Regions from separate parts of the Mus musculus genome. Here regions 1, 2 and 3 are each linked to region 4. A link is a loop called in an ENCODE intact Hi-C map of the cell type or tissue named here. Cell type or tissue: left cerebral cortex. All regions are shown on one strand.

Region 1 (5,000 bases), 150 kb before region 4:
ACACACAAACTCCTCCTGTAGCCTCTTCCAGGCCAACGCTCACTCCTTGTTCCTGTGTCCCGGCTTCTCTTGCCCCATCCTGTCCTCCTCTCCCCTACTCTGCTCCCCCCTCCGTGTACCTCCTATTCTCTTACAAAGGACTTACTTACAAAGTTCGCACTGATGTTGGGGGTGGGGGTGGGGGTGTCTTCGCTCCCCACTGCTACTAGGTCAACAAAAATTAGAGAATTTTTTCTGCCTTCAGGGTGGAACCCGGTGTCAGTGCTTGGAGGTTTGTAAGACTTAGCAGAAGCTCCTTGTAGGAGTTTCACTTTTAAACCCTGGCGGTAGGTGAAACTCCCAAGTATTAAAAGGCTCCAGAGGAGAAATGGGCTGGGGAAATCTCACTAAGATATCTTCCCTAAGAAGACCCTTACGGCAAAACGGGGAGACATTGTTGTCTACTGCCTGCGCATCTGGAGTTTGAGATTCTGAGTCTCTGCTGGGACTGGGAGAGTAGGGGGGAGGAAGAAGATGGAAAGACCAAAAAGTTACTTGTAATCCTCGGAAGCCCTCCCCCCCCTTCCCCCCTCAGTCTTTCTTTGCCAAATCGGACTGTTGTTTCACACCCAGGCTGCGGGTTCTCAGGGGGGTGGGGGAGGGGTGTTCTTTTGGAGGGCTTTGGCAGCGGGGACGCGAAGCAGGCCGGCTGCGAGGCACAAAAGAGATATCCTTTATAGCGCCGCAAGCACAGATGTGACGCTGCGCCCCTCTGCGGGTGGGGGCCGGCTCGACAGATGGCGAGAAACCGCGCTGGTGACGGATTGTCCGTCAAATGGCATTTTCGGGGTGGGGGGGTGGAAGAGCCCCCCAGGCGTAAAGAAAATCATAGGGGCACCCACACACACACACTTTGCAGACCTCGGCAGTCCATCCCAGAAGTGGGGTGGGTGAAGGCAGGTTGGCGTGGGTGGATAGGTGGGGCATTTTTTAGTAGCTCCCTCAATGGAAGATGCTCCCCAAGTCTTGCAAAAGGATAGGGAGGTGGCCCAGGCCCGGGAGTGCGCATGTAAGGGTTGAGGGGAAGGCCTGCGACGATGGAGGAAGGGTGAGGGCTAAGAGAAAGAATCTCCTTTTTGATTCTGTTTGAGGTGTTGGGGTCGCTTCTCAGAGGGGTCAGAGTCGCAACTCTGTGGCCACGGGGCCTTAGAGACAAGCGCTCGCCCCTCCCTTTCTCCTCCTCAGACCTGCGGGCTTTTGTTATGCAGATGGCGGCGGGAGGCTGAGCCAGAGAAGGAGGGGTTGCTGGGGAAGGAGGAGACGGAGAAGGGGAGGGAGGAAAGTACAGCTCGCGCGACCAGCCTCCCCTTCCAACGTCACATTGTGCAAGAGACAAAACCCGGGCGCGCCGGAGCTCACACGCGCACGCACGGCAGACGCCCCGGTCGCCTCCTCTCTGTTCTCTGCGCGGTAGAGAAAGCCGGCTAGCTTTGCTTCGCCGAAGACACGGAGCTCAGCCTGCTCCCAGCGCAGCTCAGAGCCAAGCCAAGAGGTGAACCCAGCCGGGGAACCACCTTCTTTCTCCGCTGCCTGCCTAACCCGAGACGTCCCGTTCTATCCCATCCCCCGCCCTGAACTCCGATCTCTCCCCACCCCACCCCTTGGGGGTTTCACGCGGACAGCGCCCCGGAGCCCAGGGCGTGTCATCGGGTTTGTAATCCACGTTTCAGCACTTCGGACAGCGCCCCAGGCTCCCGGGCTCCTTGGGCTTTCAGGATGGCTAGCCTGCAGCAGGGCGAGAAACAGCTGTTTGAGAAGTTCTGGAAAGGGACCTTCAAAGCAGTGGCCACTCCGCGTCCCGAGAGCATCATCGTCGCCAGTATCACAGCCCGCAAGCCGATGCCAAGGTAATGACCTCGTTCATGAGTTAGGGACACTGGGAGGTCCCCCCCCCTTTTCTTGCCTGTGCCCCAGAATCTTGACGGGTGGACGCAGGCAACTGGAACAGGGTGTCTGGACTAAGCCCGTCGTACCCGGTATCTCACGCCGGAACATGAGAAATTATCGCTTGTGTAAGGGAGAGGCTGTTGAAAAGGGACAGGAATTTTTTGACGGGGAACAACACTCCTACAGACTCCGCACCTCCTATGCAAACCCCCTTGCTTTCTTAGGGTGGGCGGTGTGGCTCGGGGTACGTACTTGACTGAAAACTTTTCGAGCTATCGCCAAGTGCATAGGTCAGGGGAGCAAAGCAGTGGTGGATTTGAGGTGTCAGGGGATGCTGTACAAGACATGAACTCAGCTCAGCCAGTGTTCAATACAAGCATTCTAACCCTTGGCCCAGAAACTAGCGGGTCTCTGAACATTTCAACAAAAGCCCATATGCTATTCCCTCAGATACGCTCGCTCCAAGCAGCACCCTCCTCCGTGTCTTAGCCTAAGCTGCTGCTCGTGTTGAATTCTTTCTTTTTCAGCACCCAAAACCAAAACTCTAAAGCTCAAAGTCAGCATGAAGATAATACTGAAAGTTTTACTTTATTTTATTTTTTAAGGATCTGGTGGCTTTGAACTTTGGAATGAGTTGGGGTGCTGGAGCAGTAGTTAAAAAAAAAGACAGGAGGGGAGAGGATGGGAAGAAATACAAAGGCAGGAGAAAAAGAAGACAAGAGGGGGTTGAGGGGGCACAGAGCCTTCCACAGCAGAGAAATACCCAATATTTTCCTAGATCGTTAGATTCAGAAGTCTTTGAGAGGGCTGTGCCCTCTGTCAGAGAAAATCAAGGCTGTATAAAAACTCATCTTTTGCTGCTGCTGGCTGAGCGGTTCTGAGAGTTAAAGGGACGATCTGGGGGGGGGGGCGCTCGCAGGATTGATTAATCCTGGCAGGCTGCATTAGGGACTAGATGGAAAACATGTCTGGGAAAAGAGCCTCTGACAGATGCCTCATCCAGCTCCAACTAACTCTGAACTTCCCAGCAAGTGTGGGGTCGACGAAGGCTGACTGGAGAAATAGATCCGAGAAGAGTAAGCCCACATCCAGGAACTTTTCTTTGTTCTGACTGATGCTCAAGCAGGTCTTTTAAACAAATGGAGCATCCAGTGTGGGGGGAATGGGTAGACAGGAAGCAAGAAGGACCAGCAGAATGGAGATCCTATAAGCAGAGTAGACATGTGAGTGGAGGTGGGGGGTGGGGGGGAGAAACCCACTGATTCCGGCTGGAGAGGTAGGGGGGTCTAGGGGTACATGTGACACCAGATGTCATTAGAGCTGGCACTGTCTGCTTGCTCAGAGGTTTTTGGTGGAGAGTTTGACGTCAGCGCTTTTACGTCCCTGGTCTTCTGCCACCGGCTTCACCTCCCTGCATCTACTGTTGGCACGGCAGTGCTACAGTGGCCAGAGAAAATGGCCTTGCAGGTGGGACCGGGGGAAATTTGTCTGGTGGCAGAAGTGTTTGGTCCATGATCTTCTATTTTATGGGCACATGGGCAGGAAATCAGGTTCTTGCTGTTGTTTTCATTTAGACGACTGTCCCTAATATTACCATGCTTGGAACCTTCATGGTTCTGCCTGTCTGTCTGCCTGTCTGTCTGTCTGTCTGATGTTACCAGCATACCATTTTCTTGCCAATAGCTTCAATCATATGACTCAACTGAGAGACATCCTAGCTTCCAGCTTTTGTTCATTTTCATTTAAGCTGTGTGTGACTTTTAAAGAGTTCAATGGGCCCTCGGTATTTCCTCACTCTTGATATATTTTAACGTCCTGGGGTTTCTATCGCACCGAAGAACACCTTTGAAGTTTACGTCAGAATTCCATAAAGCTCTCTATTGGTATTATACAAGAATACCCCTGTGTCTGGCAATTCCTCTCTGTAGAGCACGTTCTGGCTTGTAGATGTTTTATCTAATCCAGGGTGGAGATTTCAGGGAACATTTACATCCAAGCTCCCAGAAAGGACTGGGCTTAGTTGTGTTTCAACAGACTGACTGTAAGATCCGATCCATGCAGTGACGGTCAGTTCCCGGTTCCCTTCCGGCATTCTGTAATCCTGGAGAAGAATGGAAATGTCATGCTTCCAAAGTCAAGCTCTTAGGAGGAGAAAGGGAAAGGATACTCCATAGGTAGTGGCTTCATCAGAACCCCGTGACTCCTTTGGAGGCAAGACTGGTTCTCGTGAGAAATGTTAAGCTGTTTGAGTCAAGCCCAGCTCGGTCAGAGCACTGGCACAAGTCACTGTCCGTGGGCAGATGGGGGAGGGGCAGGGGTAAACCACCAGCCAGTCTTGTTGGTTACACACTTCATAGTTGATTGGAGATGGTGGTCCCCCTTCGTTGTATATTTCGAGTCTGTGGCTGCAGACAAATTAGCAGTGGGGCTGAGATATGGATTTTAAGTTGTCGATTTCACAGCAACATACACACATCAGACAACAGCTTCCTAAGCAGACTCCCCCTTGGCTCCTCCCTTCCCTCCCCCAACTCTCCCCTTCCCGTGAGGCATTCTTGATGAGGCAGAGTTTTAACATGTATCAAATTTCGAGCAGATGTCTGACTCAGTGGGCAGAGAGCACAGGGAGACACCACCTTGTACCTTCGTGGTTGCTTCCGTGCTTCTGTGAGTGAGCACCAGACAAACCCAGGTGCTGTCCTGGAGCTCCAGGACCTCACCTCACCTCACCTCACTCGCTTGTCAGTTTGAAAATATAAACTGTATCCATGACCATCTCAGCCAGCACTGAGGACCGAGCCGGGTAAAACTCTGCAATGTGTGTGTCGTGCAGTCTCTGCTGGATAGACCTTGGTCCTGGAAGGAACTTCATAGCGGCTAAAAGGAAACAAAAACTCTCCAGTTCTGGTTCATTTCACCCTCAAATAATGCTAGCAATTGACCTTATGAAAGTTCAGTTCAATTGCTTTGAAATTAATACACATCGGATCAAGTAGGGATGACTCCAGAGTTCCACATCCATGTAAGTAGCTTAGTTTCTTTCTCTTCCTGATACTCTAAAAAACAAAACAAAA
Region 2 (5,000 bases), 79 kb before region 4:
TGCGTGGGCGGGAACCGAGCTCAGTCTGTGAGTGGCCGAGATGAGGGAAGGGGAGGGAGGGGGTTGGTGTGGCACAGGAAGGTGTGTGTTGTGCTGTGGCCTCTGCCTGGCTCAGGCTCATTGTCAATCAGTGGGGATAACAAGCATCTCTGTGTACATAGTGAGTGTGAGATGACCCTACAGGATCCGTAACAGCTAAGTGAGTGGCAGTCCTCCTAGTGTATGTTTTACAACGAGCATCTCCATTTGCACACATGGTACCTCAGAGAGTCCCAAACTGGCGGAGAATAAAAACAACTTGTTTGTGAACAGTCGTGTCCCCTGAGTTCTTATTGTCAGCTGTCATCGCCTTGGGCATGTATGATCTCATATAAAGTCCCCCTTAGTCCAGTGAGGCAGGGGCTGTTCTTATAGTACCATATAGAGCCACAGGGAGGAAGAGCAACCTACCAAGAATCTCAGACTGGAGAAAGCCAAAAGACAAGCCATAAACCCAACTCCCATACCCATCTGCAAGCTGCTCTCAAACACAGCAGGCTTGGGCTTCCCAAACCCACAGTAACGTTTTATGGTTAATGATGAGGGTTATTTGTTCAGTAAGAGTTCGATGGTTAGGACCTGGGGAGATGTCAGCAAAGTGCCCGAGTTTGGATGCCTGACACTGAGGAAAAGAGTCGGGCGTGGCAGCTCGTGTTGAAATCCCAACACAGAGCTGCAGAGACAGCATAGTCTCTGAGGCTTCTTGGTGTGCCAGTCCAGCCAATTCAGTGACAGGCCGTGCGCCAGAAAACAGGTAGATAAGTGGTCAAAGAAGGCTCCTGAATTCAACCTCTGGCCTCTGTACTGTTCATGCATGCACATGCATGCATACAATACACACACACACACACACACACACAAAATTCATTTATTTAGAAAGAATACCAACCACACACGGTGGCTTCAGTGTTGATTCTCATATGCGAGATACCTACCGGCTTCAGGTCCAGCTGGATCCAGGAGCTCATGCAACCTTGTTCGCTTCCCAACTCATGTTCTGTATGGCACTGGTGCCAGCCTCAGGTAACCTCTCCAACTCCGGTGACAAGAAAGTTTCCAGAGCTCCGCAGTCTTGTCTTTGGAAGCCTCTACCAAAAAACATCCCACCCTTTTCTCTCTGCTCATCCTCCCTTGTTAAGCACCTGCCTATGAACCTGTCACTGTGGCCAGGGGAATGGGATGATTTAATGGCCAGGACCAGATCTGGTGTTCATAGGAGCCAGAGGACAACTCCATCTGCCTGTCTGAGCCAGATGCACAGAAAGTATAAGTGTCTAGTTTTCATCCTTTGAGAGAGAAGGGATTCTCAGCACTGTGAACTCTGCAGTGAAGACATGTCTATAATCTTCATGGAGTAGGATTCCTCTATTGCCCTGTGGATCTCAGGGTCTTGGATGTGGCATGAAGCACTGGCTTCCTCACCAAACACCTGGTATCTGACACCTGGCACCTGACCTTCCCTAGACAACTGGCAGGACCATCCTAAAGATTATAGTCAAGAGTGTTATTTACAAGTGGAATTAACATTGTAGCTCTTTGTCCCTTTCTGGATTTCTGTAGACACACAAATTTGGGCCCAGAATCCTTACCCAAGTGACTAGGGATGCTCTTAAAATCAGAACTTCGTCCTTCCCAGCTAAATTTAAGACCTGACTTTATCACCCACCTCCACATCCTAGGAGTGCAGACTGGCTGTGCTGTGGGCTCAAGAGCAGCCTCAGCGTTGCCAAGCTGAGTATTAAACACGCTGCTTCACGTGTTTGTCCCACGGTCCTGCTCTGTCATGCGCGATATGAAGAAGTGGGTGAACCACAAGACAAACAGCCTGGTGTCTGTGGAGAGCTGAGTCTCACACCTGCAGGACACTGGTAACCCACTTAACCTCTCTGAGTGTCGGTTTCTTCATAGGCTTCATCACAGCCATGATTAAATTATCGGAGCAATGTGTGTAAGGCACCTGCACAAGGTTTCACAGCAGGCGTGCTGATGCTGTACCCTCTCCTTCCAGGACTCATATTGTCACACTTACAATGGAGCTACCTTCTTGCTTGGAGCCATAGAGGGGCATCCCTTGGCTTCCAGAAACTGCAGGCTCTCTGGGTCTCTTGTCTCTTCAGATCTGCTCTACACACCCAGGCTACAAACTGCTGGCCGATATGTCCTGAAATAACTGTTCTTCCGGCCAAACCCCCTCCCAGCCTCCCTCCCACCAGGCCTGGAATAGCCTCATACATCACGGTTCTGTACAGCCTGCAGGAAGTTCCCTCCCCTTTGATAATAGCTCAGCTCTATCTGACTGCTGGCACGACCCATGGCCCGCAGTGCCTGGTGCAGCCAGAGCGAAGCCTAGGTATGCTCCACGGTCATGAAGAGATGCTCTGTGCAAGGAGTTGCCACCGTCTTTAGACGTGGTTAAGGCATGGTGGGATAAATAATGCTGTCTTATCTTGTGGATGGAGGAAACCCAAAGACTAATGAGAGGCTGAAGGTCGTTAGCGTTCTCCAGTGGTTTTAGGGTTTGTTAAAGGATCTCTCTCTCTCTCTCTCTCTCTCTCTCTCTCTCTCTCTCTCTCTCTCTCTCTCTCTCATTCTCTCGATCTTACCTGGAATCCTATACTTTCTGTGGTTGCTGTACTAGCCTTGCAGGAGCTGACCCCGGGGGCCCACTCCACTCGCCTCTACCTCTCATTTCCTTTCTCACTTCAGGCCCCCGTAAATTCTCTCCACCCACTAAGGTCTCTGCCCAGCCTTTCCCCCCTTTGCACTGGACCACTCTGCAGGGCCCAAATGCTTTACCTAACCCCCTCTATTCCCTCCTACTATTTAGAGCCCCAGAAAGCCTCTTTCAGCTGTGCCTCCGCCTCTTCTATATCCCAGATTGTAATTCCATATCTTCTTCTTTGCAACACTTATCTCTTTAATGTCTGCCTCCCACACCAAATTTTGACATCTCTTGTTGGTCATGTTTACTAAGATTTATCTACACTCCACGATGGTTGCTGTTCCGTAAGAGGCACCCGACACACACTTCTGCGGAAAAGGTGGCTCCACAGCAGCGAGCGCGAGTCAGCCTGCTCACAGAACAGCATCTCTCCCATTTGTCACGTCTTTAAGTACAAAATACCAAGAGATCCCCCGTGGTCATGCTCAAGGCTCCCCACACAAACGGAACTGAAAGTCCAGGTCCTGACTTCTTAGATTTAGTATTTTGTGTCTCTCCCAGCTGCTTTTAAGGGTGAAGACACAAAACCTTGGTGATGCCTGTTTTTTTTTCCCTTAGAAAATTAAGCCTTTACGCTGCTTCTTGAGAAGGGCGAGCAGTCGTGGGGGAGTAGTATGGGGAATGGTGACCCAGGCGAAGGCAGCAGAAGGTCCAAAGTATAGCAAGCTCAGGGCATAAAGATCTCTCCAATTTCCTATTTTGTTTGCCTGTTTATGCATACCACACTTCTTTGGTATCCACGGTGTATAAGACATTTCAAAGGTCACTAGAAGTCAATAGATAAATGATGCTTGAGCCATCAATAATGCTTTAAAATTTTATATTTAATAATTTATATATGTTTGTTTCTTTATAGGTATGGTCTCATGTAGCCCAGGCTACCCTTGATCTTGCTATGTAGCTGAGGATAGCCTTGAGTTTCTGAGCCAGCCCCCCCCCTTCCTTCACCTCCCAGGTACAAGGACTATAGATATGAGCCACTACACCCATTTAATGTGGGGACCATACCCAGGGCATTGTGCATGCCAGGCAAGCATTCTACCTGGTGAGCTAAATTTCCCAGCTCTCAACAAATATTAATGGCAAACTAGTTACTGACTGATAGTATCAACAGTAGTTGATCTTTACTGAGCCTGTATCGAGTCCCAGGCACTCAGTCCTGTGAAATACCCAAGTCACTTTTAACCATTACAACAGTGAGATGGGCACACCCTGCACCTGGCACAGGATTTGTAACTCTTACCGAGGGCTAGATGGAGGCTTAACAAACTAGATAACGTTCCCAGGTTGCCCAGTTGGCGGGTGATAAAGCTAGTCAGGCAGTCTGAAGCAAAAGTTCAAGTTCACAGCCCACTGGTAATCAGCTTGTCTCTAGAGGAGCCATTATCCTCTAGAACATTTGTCAGAAATCTCCCCCTCCCATATGCCTCCTTTCCCCTTGGACTTAGAGATTCCCAGGGGCACACTTGGCCACCTCCCTCTCCTGTTCCTCCCTCCAGGTACCTTCTTTATCCCAGAACCCACAGTTCCTTCACCCTTCACCTTCCCTTAGGATGTCCCTACTCCTAGCAGCCACACTGGGGACCGTCTACCCTGCTGTAAAGTGGTTTCTTGTGTCCTGAAACCTCTCCAGTAGAGAGGCTTTGAGGATTCCCCCAACCTTGGCAGAGCTGGGGAAGAACGTTGCCTTGAGCTCCTGCCGTGATGTTTCCCTAGACTGAAGCTATTTGGCTGAAGGTTCTGCTCAGCTCTGTCCATGTGTAGCCAACTCAGGACCAGGGAGCAGCAGAGCAGACATCTGGCTTTAACAGGGAGTCATCCACCTGGAAGCTGTTTCTATTCTGGTCTTGGCTTTACTCTATCAATTAAATGTCCCCTTCTCTGTTTACACACTTATCTTCAACATCATACTCAGTCCCTTGCCAGCTGTTAAAGAGGCTTCTGGGAGTGTTTTTTCCATTCATTCATTCATTCATTCATTCATTGATCCATCCATCCATCCATCCATCCTACTCATCCTCTGTGGCAGACACTGAGCTAGTTAGACACAGCTACTAGATACAAACTTACCTTTGTATCCCTCCTTTCCTCTGTGGCAGTCCCTGTGCTAGCTAGAAATACCTACTAGATACAAACTTAACTTATAGGCTAAGGCAACAGCAGCTCTGAATTGATCCAAGACATCAGAACCAGCTAGCAGAGGGATAAACGACGAGATAAGCAAGCAGGAGAGATGGAG
Region 3 (5,000 bases), 54 kb after region 4:
CCTGTCGTGGCAGGAGCTGGTGACACCCTCATGATACAACATTCACTGTGTATGGTCCTGTGGAGCTGGGAGGATTCAGGAGAGCAGAGTTCACATCTGGACTGAGAATTACTGATGCCACCCAGAGCCCACCAGGAAACTCCACAAATATATCAAGTCTTCAACCATTCCCTACTTTTTGATCTAAGTCTGTATTATAACAAAGACTATTCCTATGCATGTCTCAACAGTCAAAATTTTTATTATGTTTATGAGGGAGGGGCCTTCATATCCCACAATGTATGTGTGGAGGTCAGAGGGAAATTTGTGGGAGTCATCTTACTTCTTCCGCCATGTGGGTCCTGGGGATCAAGCTCAAGTTGTAGGTGCATTTCTTCATTGAGCCATTTTGTCCCCATGATGGTCAAGCTTTTAAAACAGTATTGTCGTAAAAGAAAATTCACCCTTCTACCATCTCTGCTGGTGCACGGCTCAGGGACATTGATCATATTCAAGTCACAGGCCATCACTAACATTGTTTCCTCTAATTGTATTTTATGCAAGAGCTCCGTGACTGTCCTCATCCAACCTGTCTCTGTCTCTGATAACTGATACACTGTCTCCCTGAGTGTACCCAACCTAATCAAAGGAGTTCAACTAAGTAGAACTATATGCATGTCATGTATGTATGTAAATGTATGTGTGTATGTATGTGTGTGAGTGTATGTGTGTATATATCTATGTGTATATGTGTATATGTATATGTCTGTGTATGCATGTGTGTGAGTATGTATGTGTCAGTGTATGTATGTATGTTTGTGAGTGTATGTATATGTGTATGTGTGTGTATGTGTGTGCATATATGTATGTGCATGTGTGTATGTGTGTGCATATATGTATGTGTGTGTTTGTATATGTATATGTTTGTGTATGTGTGCCTGTATGTATGTGTGTGTGAATGTGAGTGTATGGGTGTATATATGTATATTTGTGTATGTGTGTGCTTATATGTATGTATGTGTGTGTGTCTCGTGTATATGCACGTGTCAGTGTATGTGTGTATATGTGTCTGTGTATGTATATATGTGCATGTACATCTGTGTGTATGTGTGTGTATGCCTGTGTGAACATGTGTGTGTGCCCTTGTGTGTATGTCTGTATCTGTTCATGTTTCTTTATGTTTGTATATGTGTGTATGTGTCTGTGTGCATGTGTTTGTGTCTGTGTGTATCTGTATATGTGTGTGTTTGTGTGAGAGAGAGAGAGAGAGAGAGAGAGAGAGAGAAAGAGAGAGAGAATGTCTATGTGTGTACATGTGTGTTTGTGTGACATGAGACCCTGCCTGGCTTTTCTCATTCAGTACATTTTCAGTGGTTGTTTATACTGCATCTTGTCTGCCCCTCATCCCCTTTATGACTGCATGATACTCCACACTGCATGAACGTCCCATGCTTCATTCACACATTTATCTTCTGACACACACTTCATAGAGTGCTCCCTCCTGGTAAAACATTACTCAGATGATGACATAACTCTATTCAAATATTGCACATCTCAGTTCATTCAGAGAAAAAGCTGGAGTTCTTACCATGACCACTACAAAACCTTAAAGAGTTCTACTGCCATCTGCTATCCACCATCTACACTCTCTTAACCTCTGGACCTTCTGACCTCACCACTCCCGTTTCTCTATCTCTGTAACTAAGGGGCTATTAGGTGGAATGTCAAGGCCTCTTTCTTGTATTCATTCTCATTCTGTTATCCCCACTTTACAGATGGAGAAACTGAGGTTCCAGAGCAGGCAGTGGCTTATCCAAACATCCCCGAAGCATACAAATGCAGGAAGTCAGAGCCTCAGCCCAGCTGCCAGGCGTTTTCTGTGAAACTGCTCCCACCTGTGACAATCCAGAAGCTTAAAAGGAAACTTCTTCCCCAGAGATCAGCTCTAAGCCCAGGGGAGTCATAATAAAGATGAAGAAAAAAAGCTTCTTTTTTATTAAGAGCTTCCTCTGTGTGTCAAGCTTGCCTTACTGTGTGTCGAGTGCTTTCCAGATGTTTCCTCCCCAGGAAGGCAGGAAAGAGGATTGTCCCCTCATAGCTCATGGGGAGTAGAAGACACCAGGTTGCACAGTTCATCATGGACAGAGGTGGTATTTAAGGCTGGCTCCCACGGTACAAAGACACACCCTCCTAAAACCGTGGCCTCTCTAGTCCTACCCACACATGGGTTTGCCCAGTAACCTTCCTACACACAGCAGATCAAAGAGGGTGCTTACAGAGGCTGGAAAGGCAAATGTTGCACCAGCGCATACACCTGCCCTCTGCACGTGAGCAGCAGGAGACAGGGGAACCAGGCACAGGTAGGGGCAGGCTTTGGGAATCCTATGTGCCCTGTAAGGATAGCCCTGAGATGGACAGTGCCAGGGCCTTCCATCCCAAGAGCAGGCGATTCCGTCACTGGCAAACACATCACGGAAGCCCCACGCGAGTTGTGCCAGTTTCCGCTGGAGGAGATGAACTCAATTATCTGCCCGGTGACAAGCTTGGAAGTCTGCAGGCTGTGAGAGAGTAAGGAAACAATCCCCCAGCATGCACTGTGCCCAGGGCTGGCTCGGAGGGAGTAGAGAGAACCAGAAGACAGGGCTCACTGCCAGAACTGAATCTGTCTTCAACTTCCAGAGCTTGCTTTGATGCAAGAGCCTGGTAATCTCTGTGGCTTTTGAAATCACCGTAATCCTATCAAGCGGCATGTCCTGAGTGCGTACTGAGTGCACCAGGCTTTGCAGGGTGCACACACTAACTGGCTACGCATAAGTTAGTGTGGGAAAGTCTCCCTTCCATAGGAAAAATGCTGAGTTTGGGGTGATCCGTGCTTCACCCTAGTGTTAAATAATGGACATGAAGAGAGGTAGCCCAGCCTCAGGTCAGAGGTCATCTCCTGAGGATGCTCCCCACTTCGCACCAACACTAGAAGCAGGAACAGTCAGTCACTCCCTCCCAGACTCTCATCTCTGCATCTAGTTCCAGAAAAGGGCCAATGGAAGGAGAGTGACTGGAGGCAGAGTGTGGGGGGAGGCTGAAGAGAAGGGAATAGAAAATCCCAGCCCTTGGGGAGGTAAAGGGCACAGAGAACTTGGAACCGAGGTCCTTTTATTTAGAGGAGCCTTGTCACACTGCCCGCCAAGGTCTGCTGTGCAGTGCCAAAGATTAAAGATCATCTAGATGGAATTAAATCTACATTATGCAGGGTCTGTGGGGGTGAGGGAGGGGATGGCAGAACCCTTCCAGAGCCTGTGGGATGGGGTGTCGTGTGGAGGGACAGAATGACATGAGATGAGCATTTCTCTCCCCCAAACAACCAGTTGAAGAGGGGTCTAGGGTGAAGGTCTGAGCTCCATGAATCTCACCTCCAAGGTTTCCCTAAATGCTTCCCAGGAGTATCATCCAATGTATTCCAATCCCTTCCTAGTCATCTTGGATATTCCTGGTCTACAGGCATGTAGCCACAAAGTTCTCTCTCTCTCTCTCTCTCTCTCTCTCTCTCTCTCTCTCTCTCTCCCCTCATTAGGAATAGGAATTAACCTATGGATGGCTCAGCGGTTAAGAGCACTGACTGCTCTTCCAGAGGTTCTGAGTTCAAATCCTAGCAACTATGTGGTGGCTCACAACCATCTGTAATGGGATCTAGCACCCTCTTCTGGTGTATCTGAAGACAGCTACAACATATATATATATATGGATTTTATTATATATATAATAAAACCTTTAAAAAAACACACACACACACACACACACACACACAAGACATTTACAGTCACAAAAATTGTGGAAATGCCAAGTGTGGTGGTACATGCTTTTAATCCCATCACTTAGGAGGCAGAGGCAGGTGGATCTCTGTGAGTTCAAGGCCAGCCTGGTCCATGGAGGGAGTTTCAAGACAGTCAGGACTACACAGAGAAAAAGCACAACACAACAAAACACCCAAATTGTGGAAGGAGCATGGAAAATAGCCCAGGAGCACTCTTAGTAAACGCTTCGTGCGTTGCGTCTTCGTACCAGCTGGGTGGGGTGGTGTCTGTGTATCAAGTGCTGAATAAGTGGGCAGGTGGATCGCCCGTTCTCACTGACAGACTTGGGCCAATGGGAGACTTTGTCTCATTCAACAAAATGGGTGGTTCCCGGGGAACAACACACAAGGTTGACTTGGGGTCTCTATATGCGTGCGCACCACACGTGCATGCATACTGGCACCCTTACCTAGCATGCACCCACAGAAACGCACACACACACAGACACAGGTACACAGAAACACATATTCACACACACATCATGTTGGGGAATAGTCTTTACAATCACAAGGAATGAGTCACATCTGCTTACAAATGGTGTATGAACGCTATGATGCCATTTAAAACCCCCATAGAAACGAAAGCCCTAGACAGACACGGGTATCATCAAAGATGCTTCCGTGTAAGGAAGGGTAGATTCATTGGACGTTTTAAAGTATGTTTTCTAATTTATCAGCGATGCAGATGTGGTGCATGTTTTCAAGAGGAAAAACAGAGAACCTGTTCTTCAAGAGAAGAAGAAAGTGAATACTTTGGGGCTCATGAAATTTCTGCTGTATCTACCCTGGCTTAACTATGGTCCTTCCATTTTGTTTTTTTTTTTTTTTTAGCACCTTAGAAGGCATTATGCGAGCTCCACATGACCACTTGGTAAATGTACAGACAGGGAGGTCACCCAGATATCTGTGACCTTTGTTTGAACATGGAGCAGAGAAAGGAGAAGAGGTTGCCCTCCTGATTCCCAACAATTTCCCTTCCTTTCCCGAATTATGGGGATAGCCACGAAGCTGCCCTCCAGCTCCCAGAATCCTTCACATCGAAACCCCGCCCTCCAGCTCCCAGAATCCCTCACATCAAATCCTGCCCTTCAGTTCCCAGAAGCCTTCATGCAAAGTCCCTGTCAATCAGTGCTCACCAGGACCACAGCTCATCTTTCATTTTTTTAAACTTGCA
Region 4 (5,000 bases):
TCACGGGAGCAGATTCTTCCCAGAGTGCGTCACCTTCCCGCCCCTGACAAAGCCTAGCCTCAGTGAACACAGTTAAGAGTCTCACACAGCACGCACCCGTAGAAAAGCCAGCCCAGCCCTAGTTACCTAGTAACACCCACGGCCCCTCGTGCCCGCTGCTACACCCCTTCAGGGAACGGGACCTAAAGTATGGTGAGAAAGAACCACAGCCCCGAGAACGTGCGCGCAGGAGGCGACGGTCCTACTCACCCATGAGGAAGCGCAGGAGAGACTCCCCAAGCCACCTGGAGGCTCGGAGGATAACCAGGTGAGAGACCCAAGAGCAGGGCATTGCCTGCTTCCAACCTTCTCCCCATATGGACAATGGCGCTGACTAAATCATCTTTTGCTTCCCTGAAACTGGGGAATGGGGGGGGAGGGGTGGCGCTCCAGAATAGCCCTTCCAGCAGCCCCTAAAACGATGGCATTTGTTTCAAAACCTTGGAATCTTACCAAGCTTCTAATCTGCTAGGCCTGCAGTGGGGCAGGGACCTGGATAGCATGTGGAACGAGAGAGCTTGTCCTGGAGACTGCAGAGAAGACAATAGGCCAATTGGAGGACTAGTGTGTAGCCTAGGGGGTGTTTGTTCCCACAGGGCAGGGCGCTGTCCCGGTAGTACAGCCTGACCTTAGTGGAGATAGTCCTATACCCTAGAATACTCAGATGCCAGCTTAAAATTAAACTATTCGTGATCACACCCTTAACCAAGTTCAGAGAATGCAAGTGTTACCAGGATATCCAAAGGCTTAAATGGAGCTGTGGTGAGTTCCTGGGGGCACCTAGAGCCTTTTCCTCTCCTAAGGCTGTTTCTCACCCACAAAACAAGGCCTCACTCCCCAAGAGTGTCACGTGGAGGAGATGAAAGGGAACGAGAAGAGGTGACCTCGCTTTGTAAATTTAAACGCAGGACACACTGTGTCCTATCATTATTGACTCAGTGGTCAGAAGAGGTGAAAGTGTGACCTGTGACAGCTAAGGTCTCAGGGGAAGCGCTGTTTGCAGAGAGAGGGCAAAGGCTGTGAAAGAAATTGAATTTCTCAAGCTTTGAAACCTGGGAGAATGATTGGAAAGGCTGGATACCACCCCCCCCCTCTAAAAAAAAAAAACTAGGTTATCTTTCTAGCCATCTCCACTCATCCCAGAGACCAGCAGGAATCCTGGAAGCAACATTGTATCCTTCCTGAAGAGGACCAGGAGGCAGAATAAGGACAGGGGGCCCAGAGTGATGGATGGGCCTGGTCAAACAACCAACAGCGCTCTCTTCCCTGCATCTAGGCATCCATGAGTCTCTTGGCCACTGGTTACCCATGCTGCTTGGCTAACTGATCGTGGATGTAGTTCATTTTCTTAAAAATCAGTGTGTTCTTTTTCACAGCACCCCCCCCACACACACACACACCCCATGAACTTATTTTTAAAAAGAAACTATATACTACAGCATGTGGAAAAGCAGTCTCTTCTGCCTAGAAACAGAACCTACTAGGAATAGATGGTTCTAGTAAAAGTGAAAATAGCGAAACAAAACTTCAATCAAAGTGGCAACGCAGACACTGTTGCTAACTGGGAACTCTGAGCCCCAAGCCTGATTTGTTGATTTTTTTTTTAAGTGACATTATCACTTTTTCAGGATAGACTAGCACTAGAATAGTCTTTTCTTTGGTCTTGGAACTACCAGGGGGTTGGGGGATGGGGGAAGAGGTGGAGTATGTTGTTTTGTTGGGGGTTGGTTTTGTTTGTTTGTTTGTTTTTGTTTTTGTTTTGTCTGGTTTGCATTTTCTCACTAAGAGACTGGGGGATAGAAGGATATTGTTTTCCCTGAAACAGCACTGGGGCTCCCTGAGAGCAGATTGAACCTCATGCTTCCTTTCTCTGGTCTCTACAGTGCCCGCAAACGCCCCATCCCCTACTACCGACCCAGCCCCTCCTCGTCCAGCAGCCTCAGCAGCGCCTCCTCCTGGTACAGCAGCAGCAGCAGCAGCAGCAGCAGTAGCAGCCGCTCCCCTAGCCGCAGTTACTCCCGGAGCCGGAGTCCCAGTCGGAGCCACAGCAGCCGGAGCCAGACCCGGAGCAGGACGCGGACCAGCCGCAGCTCCAGTTCTCGCAGCCTCAGCCTGGGCTCCCGGAGCCGCAGTCGGAACCGGAGCCTGAGCTACAGCTCGGCAGAAAGCTATGCCAGCACGAGGCGCTAAGCGAAGGCCCTCCGTCGAGCCAGCTGCCCACCGGGAGGACCTCTCTGTACTCTGCAATCTCCTTTTACTACCTGCCCTTCAGACCATCTTCCGGGTGACAGATACGAAACGCTCCTGGGTCCTGTCCTTTATGCTTTCCTGGGAAGGTGGCATGGGATATAGGGACTTCTATTCCTTTGCCAAGCTGCTAGGAGCCTCTCTACCAGCGCCATCCTGGGGCTCACGGGGGTTGGATGGAGAAAGCCACCTGTGGAAAGCTATAATCCATGACTCAAAAGTTTGGGCCTGGCCAAGACATGTGGAGACAGCTCTGTTCCACTCACCCACTGCTCACAGTATATCTCCTAAAGGTCAGGGTTAATCCGTCCCCCCTGCCCACCTCACACCCCGCCCTTGCCCACTAATTCTGTCTTATGGCTGCACAGTTTGGAACCAGTGTTGGGAAAAAGAAGAGAGCAAAAGTGGTTGAAATTCAAGATAAGAGCTCAGAGCTTGGATCCAGACAGGAGCAGGGGCAGGTGGATGTTGGTGTCACTGACGGTGGGTTTCAGGAAAGATTGGAAATGAGCTCGCTATAGCTGCAAAGAGTCAGGTCATCTGCCCTCCTAGTATGTCAGCATGGTCAGGGAAGGGAATCCAGCAGGTTCCAACTCTGTGGCGGCCTGTACACGGGGCCCTGTGACACCCCAGGGACAATAAGGCGACAGTGGAACAGTCAGCATACCTTGGACAGCAGCCCTACTTCCCAAATTTGCCTCATCCCTGGGAGCTGGCACAAATTAGATTCCACGGGACCATCTGCTGAGCATTCTCAATGCTGTGGCCAGCAGCCAGTCCCCAGCGCCATCCAGTCTGCCCTTGCCCTCCAGTTGGCGCCTGCCATCCCCCTCCACAGTGCCCAGTCTGCCACACCCTGGATTCTACCCAGGGGCAGCCTGGCACCTGCTGCCCTACATGAAGACCACTCTCCTTGCCTCTCAGGAATTTTGCAGAGGCAGAGCACGGCATTGTAAATCAGTGTTGTGGGGGGAAAGACTCAGATACAGAGAGCCTGTGACAAAGGGACTCAAATGTTCCCTGTCTCGGGCTCCTGCTAGCTTTTGAGTTTGCTGTCAGCTTAGAGAAGCCCAATCAAATTAGGGAAATACCACACTTCAGAAGAGTATAGAAGTACCCTCCTGCCCAGGGCTGACCAGCAAGGTTACTTAGCCTTACTTAGCTGCCCTCTGATATATATAAATGCCACTAGCTGCTTTGTCTGCAGAAGATATTGGGAACAGGCAGGCAAAAGAGATGCTCCTTAAAATAAACTCATGGGCATCCCCCTCACCAGCTGCCTGGCTTTCCTGAGCCTTGTGGGTATCAAGTTTGTGATGACAACAGTTGAGCAGAGCCAGGGCACATGGAGAAAGAGCTTCTCTCCCAGCTTTGGATAGTTGCAAGGACAGACAGCGTTACTTAGCCTTTTTGCCTCAAGGAAAACATCTGGAGGTGAAGTGGGGGCGGGATTCCCTTTATTCAAGCAGTGATCTCCCCTGTGCCAAGCTTTCCCAATCTACCGTGGTGCCTGGGGGTTCAGTGAGCACCAGGGAAGTCCTTCATCCATCAGGAGGGGAGAGGGAAGTATCAGTGGCCACATCATGGCTTCTGGCCCAGATGGAAACTCCACCCACTAAAACTCCTGGATACCTATGCTGATGCCACCATGAGAGGCCGGATAGCAGGTGTCTGGCACAGGAGTAGGCGCCCTGGGAGGGCATGTGCAGCAACTGTAAATAACCCTCGTCCCCACCCAGGATGCCAACCAAGCCAATCGAGCCTCATCTTTTTCATGGAGACAAAGGCTTCCAGGAGCCACCAAACCCTCCTCTGCAGGACAGCTTATGAAGGCAGAAGAGCCTGTCCGGAAAACACAGACTATCTTCATTCAAACCACTCTAGGGGACCATTTTGCCTGGGGCTCCTAGCCAACTTTTTTATTTATTAGATTTATTTATTTTTTATTTATTTATTATTTATGTGATGAGCCCTCTCTCCTCACCGTTAGCGGTATTTAATTATTTATTTATGTATTTATTCAGAGAGATTGTGTACCTTGATATGTGGTCATTTGTGTATTTGGTGGGACCTTCTAAATTATTTGTATATCTTTTTTTTTTAATCCTGTTGCTATGGCTGCAGTGGAAGCCGAAGGCCAGAGGCATCTTGGTCTCTTTCGTGAATGCTCTAAGCCCCGAACATCCTGGGACTGACCAAGAAGTGTACTAGTCCCAAGGCTTGTTATTCAGCTTGATGCCAGTGAGGTTTGGGCCTGTGCCTCAACCCCATGTGCATGTACTGCACCGTTTTCACAGAGATATCAGAAAGATGAAGTCGGCCACAAAGAGCTCGTGATCCTCAATTCAGGGCTGGAGCCTAACATTAACATGTAAAGCTACACAAATTTAAAAGAGCTATGAAGGACTCCTTGAATGGCTGCCCAGAGTCAGAAGTGCCATGTCTTGGCCAAACAGCCAGCCTCCCATGGCCTCTGAGATAGAGCTGTTCCCTTGTGGTTGCGAGACCACGTGGGTAGGAATAGTTTAATACTAGCACGGCTCTTGGAGACAAGGTATCATTCTGATGAAACAAAGTATCATTCTGATGATGTTTGATGCTGGCACATCGGGAGAGAAAAGATAGGAATGGGCTAACCCAGGGAAGACATTGTGCTCATCTCGATGTCAGCAAAAGGGATCCACTCCTTCCTATGAGCAAACCTGGTCTGTTTC

What was found. Peaks named below come from ENCODE experiments on the same cell type or tissue, not always from the same donor. Only the 100,000 strongest peaks of a DNase experiment are listed, where the experiment ranks them.
Region 1: a loop joins it to region 4, with 11 times the contacts of the local background. A loop is called at or near these places in 4 of 42 quality-filtered maps.
Region 2: it touches region 4 in a loop (8-fold over the local background); 3 of 42 quality-filtered maps call a loop at or near these places.
Region 3: a loop joins it to region 4, with 2.0 times the contacts of the local background. A loop is called at or near these places in 14 of 42 quality-filtered maps.

The regions. Positions count from the first base shown.
Region 1 is chr5:116,588,220-116,593,219 of GRCm38, reverse strand. Srrm4 (serine/arginine repetitive matrix 4) reads left to right here and starts at 1,403. Exons shown (of 13, transcript NM_026886.3): 1 at 1,403-1,886. The coding sequence starts at 1,756. In left cerebral cortex, no CTCF peak of the experiment used is centred here; DNase peaks (open chromatin) are centred at 3,042, 3,336, 3,947, 4,149 and 5 more places; H3K4me3 peaks cover 4,710 bases; H3K27ac peaks cover 3,149 bases.
Region 2 is chr5:116,520,528-116,525,527 of GRCm38, reverse strand. All of the region lies in intron 1 of Srrm4 (serine/arginine repetitive matrix 4), which reads left to right. Among named protein-coding and RNA genes, the nearest start is that of Srrm4, 69 kb to the left of the region's middle. In left cerebral cortex, no CTCF peak of the experiment used is centred here; DNase peaks (open chromatin) are centred at 1,766, 2,221 and 3,032; H3K27ac peaks cover 3,501 bases.
Region 3 is chr5:116,387,633-116,392,632 of GRCm38, reverse strand. No RefSeq gene overlaps it. Among named protein-coding and RNA genes, the nearest start is that of Gm36841, 17 kb to the left of the region's middle. In left cerebral cortex, a CTCF peak has its summit at 3,658 (motif pointing left); a DNase peak (open chromatin) is centred at 2,605.
Region 4 is chr5:116,441,797-116,446,796 of GRCm38, reverse strand. It overlaps Srrm4 (serine/arginine repetitive matrix 4), which reads left to right. Exons shown (of 13, transcript NM_026886.3): 12 at 173-307; 13 at 1,923-5,000. The coding sequence ends at 2,229. All of the region lies in intron 2 of Srrm4os (serine/arginine repetitive matrix 4, opposite strand), which reads right to left. Among named protein-coding and RNA genes, the nearest start is that of Srrm4os, 5.6 kb to the right of the region's middle. In left cerebral cortex, a CTCF peak has its summit at 2,003 (motif pointing left); DNase peaks (open chromatin) are centred at 2,510, 3,037, 3,299, 3,548 and 3 more places; H3K27ac peaks cover 2,671 bases.